Regions from separate parts of the Homo sapiens genome. Here region 2 is linked to region 1. Evidence: chromatin contacts called from ENCODE Hi-C or POLR2A ChIA-PET data. All regions are on one chromosome and are shown on one strand. The core of a region is the stretch at or near the end of the contact, and the rest is flanking DNA. Distances in the headings are between cores, read along the strand shown. Region 1 overlaps SASH1 (SAM and SH3 domain containing 1). Region 2 has its middle 36 kb from the start of SASH1.

Region 1 (5,443 bases), core at 1,301-3,800:
AACCCCATCTCTACCAAAAATACAAAAATTAGCCAGGCATGGTGGTATGTGCCTGTAATCCCAGCTACTTGAGAGGCTGAGGCAGGAGAATCACTTGAACCTGAGAGGCGGAGGTTGCAGTGAGCTGAGATCGTGCCACTGCACTCCAGCCTGGGCACCAAAGTGAGACTCTGTCACAAAAAAAAAAAAGAAAGGAGAGGAAAAAGAAAATTTTCCCTTCAAGTATTTCACTGTGTCAGGTACTTTGTGATCAAGCTAGCTCCCAGCTGTCATGCCTCATTATCATATGATTTACAACCCATGATTGCTTTTTTAAATCGTATGGTCTGTTGACATTGCAAAATCAGTATTTCTCTTCTTTGCACATTCTTTAGCACCTACTATTTGTATCAGTCATTTGACATTTACAGTATTTAGGAAGCCTGATGGCCATTTTTTGTTTTATTGGATCAAATTCTTTTACTATCTTTTTTTTTTTTTTAACTGAGACATCTTGCAGGGCACAGAGTTCTCTGCAAAGATATTGTTGGTTCTCCTGGTAGAGGTGATGAGGAGGGGGTCATACTGAAGTACATCTCATTCTTGCCCACCTCATGACCATATTTCCCTTTAAGAATTCAAATGATGCATCCTCCATGATCGATCCTTAAGCACCTTTGATGTCTTGCTCTCCCTTGCTGAAATGGCTCACATAATGGGAGCTTTAACTGAAGGAGAGATGGAGCTAGGAATATAAAGATCATTTTTGCCTGGGTGTAGTGGCTCATCCCTATAATCCCAGCCCTTTGGGAGGCTGAGGTGGGTGGATCGTTGAGCTCAGGAGTTCGAGACCAGCTTGCACAACATGATGAAACCCCATGTCTACAAAAAAAAAATACAAAAATTAGCCGGGCAGGGTAGCTCGTGCCTGTAATCCCAGCACTTTGGGAGGCCAAGGCAGGCAGATCACCTGAGGTCAGGAGTTTGAGACCAGCCTGGCCAAAGTGGTGAAACCTCATCTCTACTAAAAACACAAAAATTAGCCAGGCGTGGTGGCGTGCGCCTGTAATCCCAGCTACTCAGGAGGCTGAGACAGGAGAATTGCTTGAACCTGGGAGGTGGAGGTTGCGGTGAGCCGAGGTGGCACCACTGCACTCCAGCCTGGGGGATAGAGTGAAACTCTGTCTCAAAAAAGAAAAGAAAAAAAAAAATTAGCCAGGCATGGTAGCGCTGCCTGTATTTCCAACTACTTGGAGGGCTGAGGTGGGAAGATTGCTTGAGCCTGGGACATTGTGGCTGCAGTGAGCTGTGTTCGCGCCACTGCAGTCCAGCCTGGGCAAAAGAGGGAGAGCCTGTCTCAAAAACACAAACCAAAAAAAACCCATAGAGATCATTTTTGAGAAGAAGTTTAAGAAAGGTAGACACTGTGCTGAGGAACTTAGTTGCTAAGATATAGACACAAGAAAATATTGGATACTTGGAAGGAGACGAGCAGACAACAGAACAAGAAGAACTTCATTTAAAGTCTTGTCCGGACTTGGTGGGGCGATGGTGCATTTCTGGTGTCTGACTTGCAATGTCTGGATCCTGAGTATAAGCTCGGCAAGCATTTAGGTTTGGGCCTGAATTTTGTCATTTGTAAAACTAAAAGAAAATAGGGATTCCATTTGTTTTGTTTGTTTGTTTGTTTGAGATGGAGTATTGTTCTTGTTGCCCAGGCTGGAGTGCAATGGTGCGATCTCAGCTCACTGCAACCTCTGCCTCCCAGGTTCAAGCGATTCTCCTGCCTCAGCCTCCTGAGTAGCTGGGATTACAGGTACGGGCCACCAAGCCCGCGTAATTTTTGTATTTTTGGCAGAGACGGGGTTTCACCGTATTGGTCAGGCTGGTCTCAAACTCCTGACCTCCTGATCCTGCCCGTCTGCCTCCCAAAGTGCTGGGATTACAGGCATAAGCCAAGGATTCCATTTGGATACGCTTCTGCAAGTAATTTCCCTTCCTTCTCATCATCTTTGGGTTCTGATGGATTCTGTAACTAGTGGGTAGCTTTTTTTTTTTTTTTTTTAAGACTGAGTCTTGCTCTGTTGCCCAGGCTGGAGTGCAATGGCGTGATCTCTGCTCACTGCAACCTCTGCCTCCCAGGCGCCTGCCACCATACCTGGCTAATTTTTGTATTTTTAGTGGAGGCAGGGTTTCACCACATTGGCCAGGCTGGTCTCGAACTCCTGACCTCAGGTGATCCACCTTCCTCGGCCTCCCAAAGTGCGGGGATTACAGGCGTGAGCCACCGCACCTGGCCACAGTGTATCTTTTTGTTATTGTATTAGGTTGGTGCAAAAGTAATCGCGGTTTATAATTATGCTTCCTTAAGCTAAAAACTTAGGTGAGAACACACCTCAGTCCTTTTAGCAATCCTCAGTTGAGTCTGACCATGCACATTCTTACTTACAAGTTTTAGTTGTCTGAGCCACCGCTTAGCTTGGTTTTTAGTTGCATGGCTGCCAAAGAATTGTTTAGCCAGAGGCCCTGCGCAGGTCTGCAGGGAAACAGAACAAAACACATTGCTCTTGTTTACGTCCTCGGGCTGAACCACCCATTTCTCTGTAGCAGTCAGGATTTCCTCAGGAAGCTTTCCTTGGGGAGGGTGGACCAGGGTGAAGCAGGATGTGATGACACGCAGCCCTCCTGCCCTCTGCAGCCAGCTGAGGTGAAGCCTCTATCTGTATCTGGCCTATGCTTCCTAGTCTGTGAGTTACAAGTCCAGGTCTTCTGCCCCAGGTTGGGGTGATGGAGTTGGTGGGGATGGACGGAGCTGCTGCCCCCATCCCCCTGGCTCCTTACTTCCATTTCATTTTCTTATCTGCAGTGCTGGGGTGAAAAGCCCAGGAGGGGGACACCCCTCGGAGGCCTCGAGTGCCTGGGTGGCAGCGGCTGTGCCAGCATTTCAGTCACAGCTTTTCCCATGGGGCCTGTGGGTGGAGTCGTTCAGGGCTGCGGGGTCTACCGCAAGCCCAGCCTCAGGAAGAAATAATGGAGTGGAGGATGTGGCAATTTGGCCTGGCCAAGCACCCAGCCATATGTTTCCTCAATTCAGGTTAAGTGAATTATTCAACTGTACACTGTAGGCATCTCAGGAGTACTGTTAACTAACCCTAAGTTTTATTTTAAAATATTATGGGGTGGGGATTACTTTCTGTGGAAGGCCTCAGTAGATGGCTTTATAGTTTAAATAAGCAGTAAGGTTAGCTTAAGCTTGTTGTGTGCCCAACTGCAGTGAGCCCGTACTTCTGTGGTGGTGAAGGCAGATTTTGGAGTAGACAGGAATGGATTTGAAGCCAGGATCTGCTCTCTTTTTTCTTTTTTTGTTTTTTAGACAGAGTCTGTTGCCCAGGTTGGAATGCAGTGGCACGATCTCGACTCACTGTAACCTCTGCCTCCCAGGTTCAAGTGATTCTCCTGCCTCAGCCCCCTGAGTAGCTGGGATTACAGGCGCAAGCCACCACACTCAGCTAATTTTTGTGTTTTTAGTAGAGACGGGTTTTCACCATGTTGGCCAGGCTGGTCTCAAACTCCTGACCTCAAGTGATCCACCTGCCTCAGCCTCCCAAAGTGTTGGGATTACGGGTGTGAGCCACTGCTCCCAGCTAGGACCAGCTCTTTGTTAGCCATGTGGCAGTGGACATGGAACCTTCCTGCTTTGATGTCCTCATTGGTGTTGTGCATTAATTGAAATGATGTACAAGAATACCGACAATGTAGTATAGGTATACAGATGCTCAATAAATGGAAATTTTCCCCTTAATTCTCATCCTTCCAACCTCCCCCACATGCGCGCGCACGCGCGCGCACACACACACACACACACACACACGGGGTTCTATTTGTTGTCTGATATAGATACAAGAATCTTCCTGGGCTCTGAATCCACAAATATCAGGAAGTCAATAGAAGGCATTTAGCTTGTTTTACAAACTTGATCAAATGGAACAAAAACAAATAATTTTCAAGGCATTCATATGATGTGGGAAGTTGCATGCTGTCTCTTACTCTGGAAGATACGGATCCATTCACTTGTGGAGCTTTTAGTAAATGCCTGCCTTGTGCAACATTGTGGTGGAGCTGCAAAGAGTTATGAAGGAAACAGACACGTGCATTGGCCTGGCAGAGCTGTACGTGTTGGGGAGAGTACCTGGATGTGCTTAAGTGAAACAACTAGAAATCATCAGCGTGTGCAAGGTAGAGAGACTGGCTGCTTGTTCCAGGAATGCAGCACAGAGGGAGAATCTGTCTTTAGTGGCACAGCCTGCTATGAGAGGGGAAAAGGCTGTTTTGGAAGCTGGGTTTGTCATGAGTCTCTGGGACTTCTGCAGACTGTTTTCATCTGTAGTCACATCTGCTTCACATGTTGAAACTGTTTCTACTCAGGCAAAGGTGATTTCATTATGATGCAGGAAAGTTTTTTGAAGATAGTTTAAGAGTTGGTCATCATAGTCTATTAAAATGATAAGCAACAGTGGCCATTGTTAATGATAAGAGTAATCGTTATGGAGTTCTGGGTATCAGACACTGTTCTGAGTGTTCTACATGGATTATGTCTTTATTTGGCAGCAATGCAAATAATACCTGAGGCAGATACCTCTCTCCAAGACACAAAAAAAATTTAATAACTTTCTTAAGGTCAGAGCCTAGCATCTTAACCACTCTACCATACTGGCTGTTCCCTTTCCATGACAAAAAAACCCAACCTGGCCGGACGTGGTGACTCATGCCTGCGATCCTGGCACTTTGGGAGGCCAAGACGGGTGGATCATTTGAGGTCAGGAGTTTGAGACCAGCCTGGCCAGCATGGCGAAACCCCATCTCTACTAAAAATACAAAAATTAGCTGGGTGTGGTGGTGTGTGCTTGTAATCCCAGCTACTCAGGAGGCTGAGGCATGAGATTCGCTTGAACCGGAGAGGCAGAGGCTGCAATGAGCCGAGATCATGCCACTGCACTCCAGTCTGAGCAACACAGCGAGATTGTCTCAAAAAAAAGAAAAACAAAAAAAAAAAAAAAAAAAAGGAAAGAAAAACCCAACCCAAACCAGCAAAAACAAAAATCCAACCACCTCCTCAAAAAAAATTCTCAAAATAGATAATTTGTTAATAACAAATAGCATTTTTCTCTTTTGTAAGTGGAAGGCAGAGGTGAGGAAGGATAGAAGGATAGATCAAGTGAAAGTGACCTTTCGAATGTCCCTGTCTACACAAAGTATTCTGTGGCCTTTTAAGTCTATCTGTACATCTTTTATTAAAAAACAAATTGTGATATATAGACAAAACCCAAGACAACTCTAAAAAACAAGTAGGTAATTAACTATCACTGGAGATTTAAAGATGGTTGGCAAGATTTGGAATCAGGAGGAAATTTACACAGAACTGGTGTGTGGAAAGTTTTGAAATACTGGTCCCAGCATCTAGTCC
Region 2 (5,443 bases), core at 1,223-3,722, 61 kb before region 1:
AAGATCGCGCCACTGCACTCCAGCCTGGGCGACAGAGTGACTCCGTCTCAAAAAAAAAAAAAGAAAAGAAAAAAAAAATTAGCCGGGCATGGTGGTGGGCGCCTATAATCCTAGCTACTAGGGAGGGTGAGGTAGAGACTTGCTCGAACCGGGGAGGCAGAGGTTGCAGTGAGCCGAGACCACGCCACTGCACTCCAGCATGGGCGACAGAGTGAGACTCCATCTCAAATAAAATAAAAATTAAAATTAAAAATAACCAAATCTTCCACCTTAAAAAAAGAGAAGAAAAAGAACTTTTTAAAGACCTAGCATTAAAATTTTACAACTTCTAGAAAAGCTTATTAAAATAACTTCTACATTCTGGCCAGGTGCCATGGCTCACGCCTGTAATCCCAACACTTTGGGAGGCCGAGGCAGGCGGATCACTTGAGGTCAGGAGTTCGAGATCAGCCTGGCCGACATGGTAAAATCCCGTCTCTATTAAAAATACAAAAATTAGCTGGACGTGGTGATGGCGGGTGCCTGTAATCCCAGCCACTTGGGAGACTGAGGCACCAGAATCGCGTGAACCCAGGAGGTGGAGGTTGCAGTGAGCCAAGATTGTGCCACTGCACTCTAGCCTGGGCGATAGAGCGAGACTCAGTCTCAAATAAATCAATAAATAAATAACTTCTACAGTCTATACTACTCAGTTCCTGAATACACATTTCTTTAGAATGTATTCAGCAGTTTATCCCCTATTTATACACTTTTGGTCATTGTTCCAGAGTTTCTTTCTCATTAACATTCCTGGGCTGAGGCTCATTTCCTCAAGTTCTTTGCGTCTTTTGTCTACTGCTGCATGGGTTCCTGAGGAGAGTTAAAGGTTCTATTTGTTCCTGAGTTTACAATCAGAAGCTCACCAAAGCTCTTGCTCTGTGGAAACCTTGAAACTGATCTCTTGACAAGGCGCAGTGGCTCACGCCTGTAATCCCAGCACTTCGGGAAACCGAGGCGGGGGGATCATGAGGTCAGGAGTTCGAGATCACCCTGGCCAAGAGACCAGCCTGGTCAATACGGTGAAACCCCATCTCTACTAAAAATACAAAAATTAGCTGGATGTGGTGGCGGGCACCTATAATCCCAGCTACTCGAGAGGCTGAGGCAGGAGAATTGCTTGAACCCAGGAAACAGAGATTACAGTGAGCCAAAGATCGTGCCATTGCACTCCAGCCTGGGCGACAGAGCGAGACTCTGACTCAAAAAAAAAAAAAAAAAAAAAGAAAGAAAGAAAGAAAAGAAAATGATCTCTCTTTCAGTCAGGATTCAGCATTTAAACAACTGGCAGACCCAGTGAGTTTGACAAGAGTCAAATAAGGGGACTATTTAACAGAGCTGTGGGCAGGATTAAAGAACAACCAAAGATAGTGACGCACCAGAAACTAGCAACATCAGAAAGCCTTTCCTATGCTTAAGTCTGAAGGAGAAATTCGAGGAAACGGTTGTTAAATCAGGTACCAGAACGTTTATGTTTTAGAATAACTCAGGGAGTACAATGGGAATGTCCATGGCACAAAGAAATGATGAGTGCTTGAGGTGATGAGCCCCATTTATCCTGGTGTGATTATTATATGCTTGTATCAAAATATCTCATGTGCCCCATAAATATATACACCTACTATGTATCCATAAAAATTCAAAATTAAAACAATTTTAAAAAAAGAAAACAGAACCCTGGAAGAAGGAGTTACCTCTACTGATCCCTGGCCTTAGAGGGATGTAGCAACTGCTAAAACTTTGGCAGGTGGGGGGCACAGGTAAGAATAGACATAAATACCCTACCTACTTCTTTCTCTTTCCACTCGCTTGTTCTCTCTGCCATTGACCCAACCCAAAAGAAGCCAGAGAACCAGGAAGTCAGGATGCCATCTATAGATGTCCGCCTCTAAAGGGACAGATGGCAGAGATAGATCTGAGGGGAAGATGGAAATTAACCAGCACAAGTCTTCCAGCCAGGGCCACAGGCCTCTGAGCCCCAAGGTTCCAGGCCTCAGCTGGGTCCCAGGGAAACTCTTGTTGATTGGCAAGACTCTTCACCCACTGCCACTTCCTCTATTGCTGAGGTTGCTTTCTGCTTCCAATATTTTGTGTTCTCAAAGCAGCTGCTACTTCAACCCACACTAAGTTTCTCCAGGGAGTCTTCAATCTTGCTGTGGTAGGGGAGGCATCCATCCACACTCCTACTTACAGCCCCTCTTTTGTTTTATTGAAGCAGTCTTTCCCTCCTATTCGCACAGTCTCCTCTCCCTAGAAACACACACAAGATTCTCCCGAGCTGAGACAGGGTCAGGTTTTCTTCTTCATTCCTCCTTTCCCCCTGAGAAAGAGGCTGTAGAACACATCACCCAACAGCCCATGCAGAACCCCTGTGTCTCAGAAACCAGCTGCACTCAAGAATTGGGAGAGCTTCATCCTGGCCACAGGAATGGGAATGTACCTCTAGGAACTCACTCTGTGCAATGTGCTCAAGCAGAGGTGGGTCAGATGACCAGGCCTTGGTATTTGTAAACATATAGGGTGACAGTTCCTCTTAGTCATCCTTGAGTGACCCAGAGAACTGGCTGCTTGTCACATCCTCAGCACAACCTACCTTTCTCTTTCTTTTCTTTCTTTCTTTCTTTCTTTCTTTCTTTCTTTCTTTCTTTCTTTCTTTCTTTCTTTCTTTCTTTCTTTCTCTCTCTCTGTCTCTTTCTTTCTTTTCTTTCTTATTTTTTGAGACAGAGTCTCGCTCTGTCATCCAGGCTGGAGTGCAGTGGCTCAATCTTGGCTCACTGCAACCTCCGCCTCCCAGGTTCAAGCGATTCTCCTGCCTCAGCCTCCTGAGTAGCTGGGATTACAGGTGTGTGCCACCATGCCTGGCTAATTTTGTATTTTTAGTGGAGACAGGGTTTCGCCATGTTGGTCAGGCTGGTCTCAAACCCCTGACCTCGTGATCTGCCTGCCTCGGCCTCCCAAAGTGCTGGAATTACAGACATGAGCCACCGCACCTGGCCAGCACAACCTTTATAGGCAACTGGAGAGGAAGCTGGGAGCCCTACCCTAAAAGAGCTTACAGTATAATGAGGTGCCAAGCCCATTAAATAATAGCATCCTCCTGGAACAAGATATTTATGAAACAGGTTCCGTGGCTGCCCCAAGGCTCCAAGCATCTGATTGTATTTATTGTTATTCCACCCCTTGCTGATCCCAGGCTTCAAAGGTTGATGTATGACTGATCCTAAGAATCCAGCCCTACCAGAATGACCTGTCATCTCCCTTCTGCTGCTTGTTGAATTAGGCAGCTGCTTGTTGAATTAGGTTATTAAAATGTCTGCTCAGCCTCTTAGTCAACTTAACTTGGCTTTATTTTGGTGGAAAGCAAATCACTTAGTAGAATTTTGCTTAATTGGTCACTTGGCTCAGGGTTTGATGACTTTTCCAGTAATATTTGCACGACAAATATATTTTATTTAATTCTTTTCTGAAATAATTCAGCTGACTCTGAATGGTCAAGATGTGCAAAGCACTGAAGAGGCGCCATGATCCTAGCAGGAGATCTATGGTAATATGAGGGCAGAAAACACGGAAGAGAGACAGCCTGAACACTCACAGGTTTACCATAGAGATAAGCAAGAAGTATAACCAGCCACTGTGTCCTCACTATCTTTTTGATCTCTTTCTTGGGTATCTCTGGATCCATCTTTTTCTCTGGATTTCTAACCTCCATGTCCCTCTTTCACTTCTTCTGTGGTGTCTCACATGTGTTTGTGTACGTGTGTGTATGCATGCACACATCCAAGTGTATATATGTATCGCACCTTGGGCAAAATTTAATAATGGTGTTTTGCCACAGTTAAAAAGATATTAAATCCGCCCCCCCCAAAAATGTATAATAATGGGTAACAATACGGCATTTTAAAGAACTTGCTCTGTAATGGGTCCCAGGCAAAGAACTCTTCAGGTATCATATCAGTTGTTCATCAAAAACTTAGGAGCTTTTTTTTTTTTTTTGAGATGGAGTTTCACTCTGGTTGCCCAGGCTGGAGTGCAATGGCGCTGCCTTGGCTCACTGTAACCTCCGCTTCCCAGGTTCAAGCAATTCTCCTGCCTCAGCCTCCCAAGTAGCTGGGATTACAGGCATGCGCCACCATGCCTGGCTAATTTTTGTATTTTTAGTAGAGATAGGGTTTCACCACGTTGGTGAGGCTGGTCTCGAACTCCTGACGTCAGGTGATCCACCCACCTCGGCCTCCCAAAGTGCTGGGATTACAGGTGTGAGCCACCGCACCTGGCAACTTAGGAGCTTTTTAAAGTATTTTCTGCTTTACTGTCTTGTGATGTAGTTTCTCATGTCTAGAAAATAGAATTGTTCCTTGTCAGTCCATAAGATTCTCTTTCTCTGCCAGACGCAGTGGCTCATGCCTGTAATCCCAGCACTTTGGGAGGCCGAGGTGGGTGAATCACCTGAGGTCAGGAGTTCGAGACCAGCCTGACCAACGTGGCAAAACCCCATCTCTACTAAGAATACAAAAATTAGCCAGGGGTGGTGGCACACGCCTGTAGTCCCAGCTACTCAGGAGGCTGAGGCAGGAGACTCGCTTGAACTCCGGAGGTGGAGGTTGCAGTGAGCCAAGATTTCACCATTGCACTCCAATTTGGGTGACAGAGCAAGACTCTGTCTCCAAAAAAAAAAAAAAAAAAAGATTCTCTTTCTCTAAATGGTCCCATCAGGAATGGCTTGGTGCTTGTAGTTATGCTGCCTGGGGGGAAAAAAGAGTACAGAATATTCGGTGAGAACTGAAGGTTATTATAATCCAGAAAGAGTGATGGAGTATAAAGACAACGTCTTTTCAAATAGACTTTGCAAGACTTTCTGCCTTTTCAGTGGTAAAGGCTAAGCAGTGGTTTGCTGGCTTTGCCCTCTGTGGGTTACAGAAAGGCCTTTGCTTATAAATCCATGGAGCTGAAGGTCACATGAAGGGCTTGCCTGCACTAGCTTATTTACTCTAGGATCAGAATCAAGACCTCAGTTAATCTCAGTTACACTAGTGTGGCATATTTCCCACCTCCACCCATATCCACCCACTAGTTCTGGCCCCAGATTGTCTCTGAGCTGGCCCTGCCCACTGGTCAGAACAGATTGGCAAATGATCATTCCTTAGGACAGCCCTGGCTTGTACAACAGGCAGGAATGAGGTCAGAAGAAAGGCTATTGTCCCCATATCCTTGGTAGATGGAGGCTTATGTTACCTTCTCATGTTGCTTTAAAAAAAAAAAAAAAAAGCTAGTTCCTCTCTCCTTGTATTAAAAGACTTAGGGTATGAAGGTCAATTGTAAACATTTGACAGGTGACCTTTGCCAGCATGTTGGGTGGGTCAGAGCTCTAAACACATACACACCATGTACAAGGGTATCATTCATTTCT

What was found. Hi-C counts contacts between places; a loop is a spot of excess contacts on that map. ChIA-PET counts read pairs that join two places held with the same protein, here RNA polymerase II (POLR2A). Pooled maps may share reads with other maps.
Region 2: a loop to region 1 is called in a map of endothelial cell of umbilical vein, with 6 times the contacts of the local background. The contact joins two enhancer-like sites. A Hi-C loop is called at or near these places in 1 of 168 maps with a recorded cell type or tissue (endothelial cell of umbilical vein) and 2 of 50 pooled maps. POLR2A ChIA-PET finds 5 or more read pairs at or near these places in 2 of 52 experiments (H1 and MCF 10A).

What each region holds. Positions count from the first base shown.
Region 1 is chr6:148,364,946-148,370,388 of GRCh38, forward strand. All of the region lies in intron 1 of SASH1 (SAM and SH3 domain containing 1), which reads left to right. Among named protein-coding and RNA genes, the nearest start is that of SASH1, 25 kb to the left of the region's middle. RefSeq lists enhancers at 1,601-2,477, 2,478-3,353. Within about 2 kb of position 2,551, at least 20 of the 41 ENCODE cell types and tissues checked have a DNase peak (open chromatin) inside an H3K27ac peak, as active enhancers do; they include endothelial cell of umbilical vein, where a contact is called at or near this core.
Region 2 is chr6:148,304,384-148,309,826 of GRCh38, forward strand. It overlaps a transcript of SASH1 not described here. Among named protein-coding and RNA genes, the nearest start is that of SASH1, 36 kb to the right of the region's middle. RefSeq lists an enhancer at 2,834-3,520 and a silencer at 3,070-3,364. Within about 2 kb of position 2,473, at least 5 of the 41 ENCODE cell types and tissues checked have a DNase peak (open chromatin) inside an H3K27ac peak, as active enhancers do; they include endothelial cell of umbilical vein, where a contact is called at or near this core.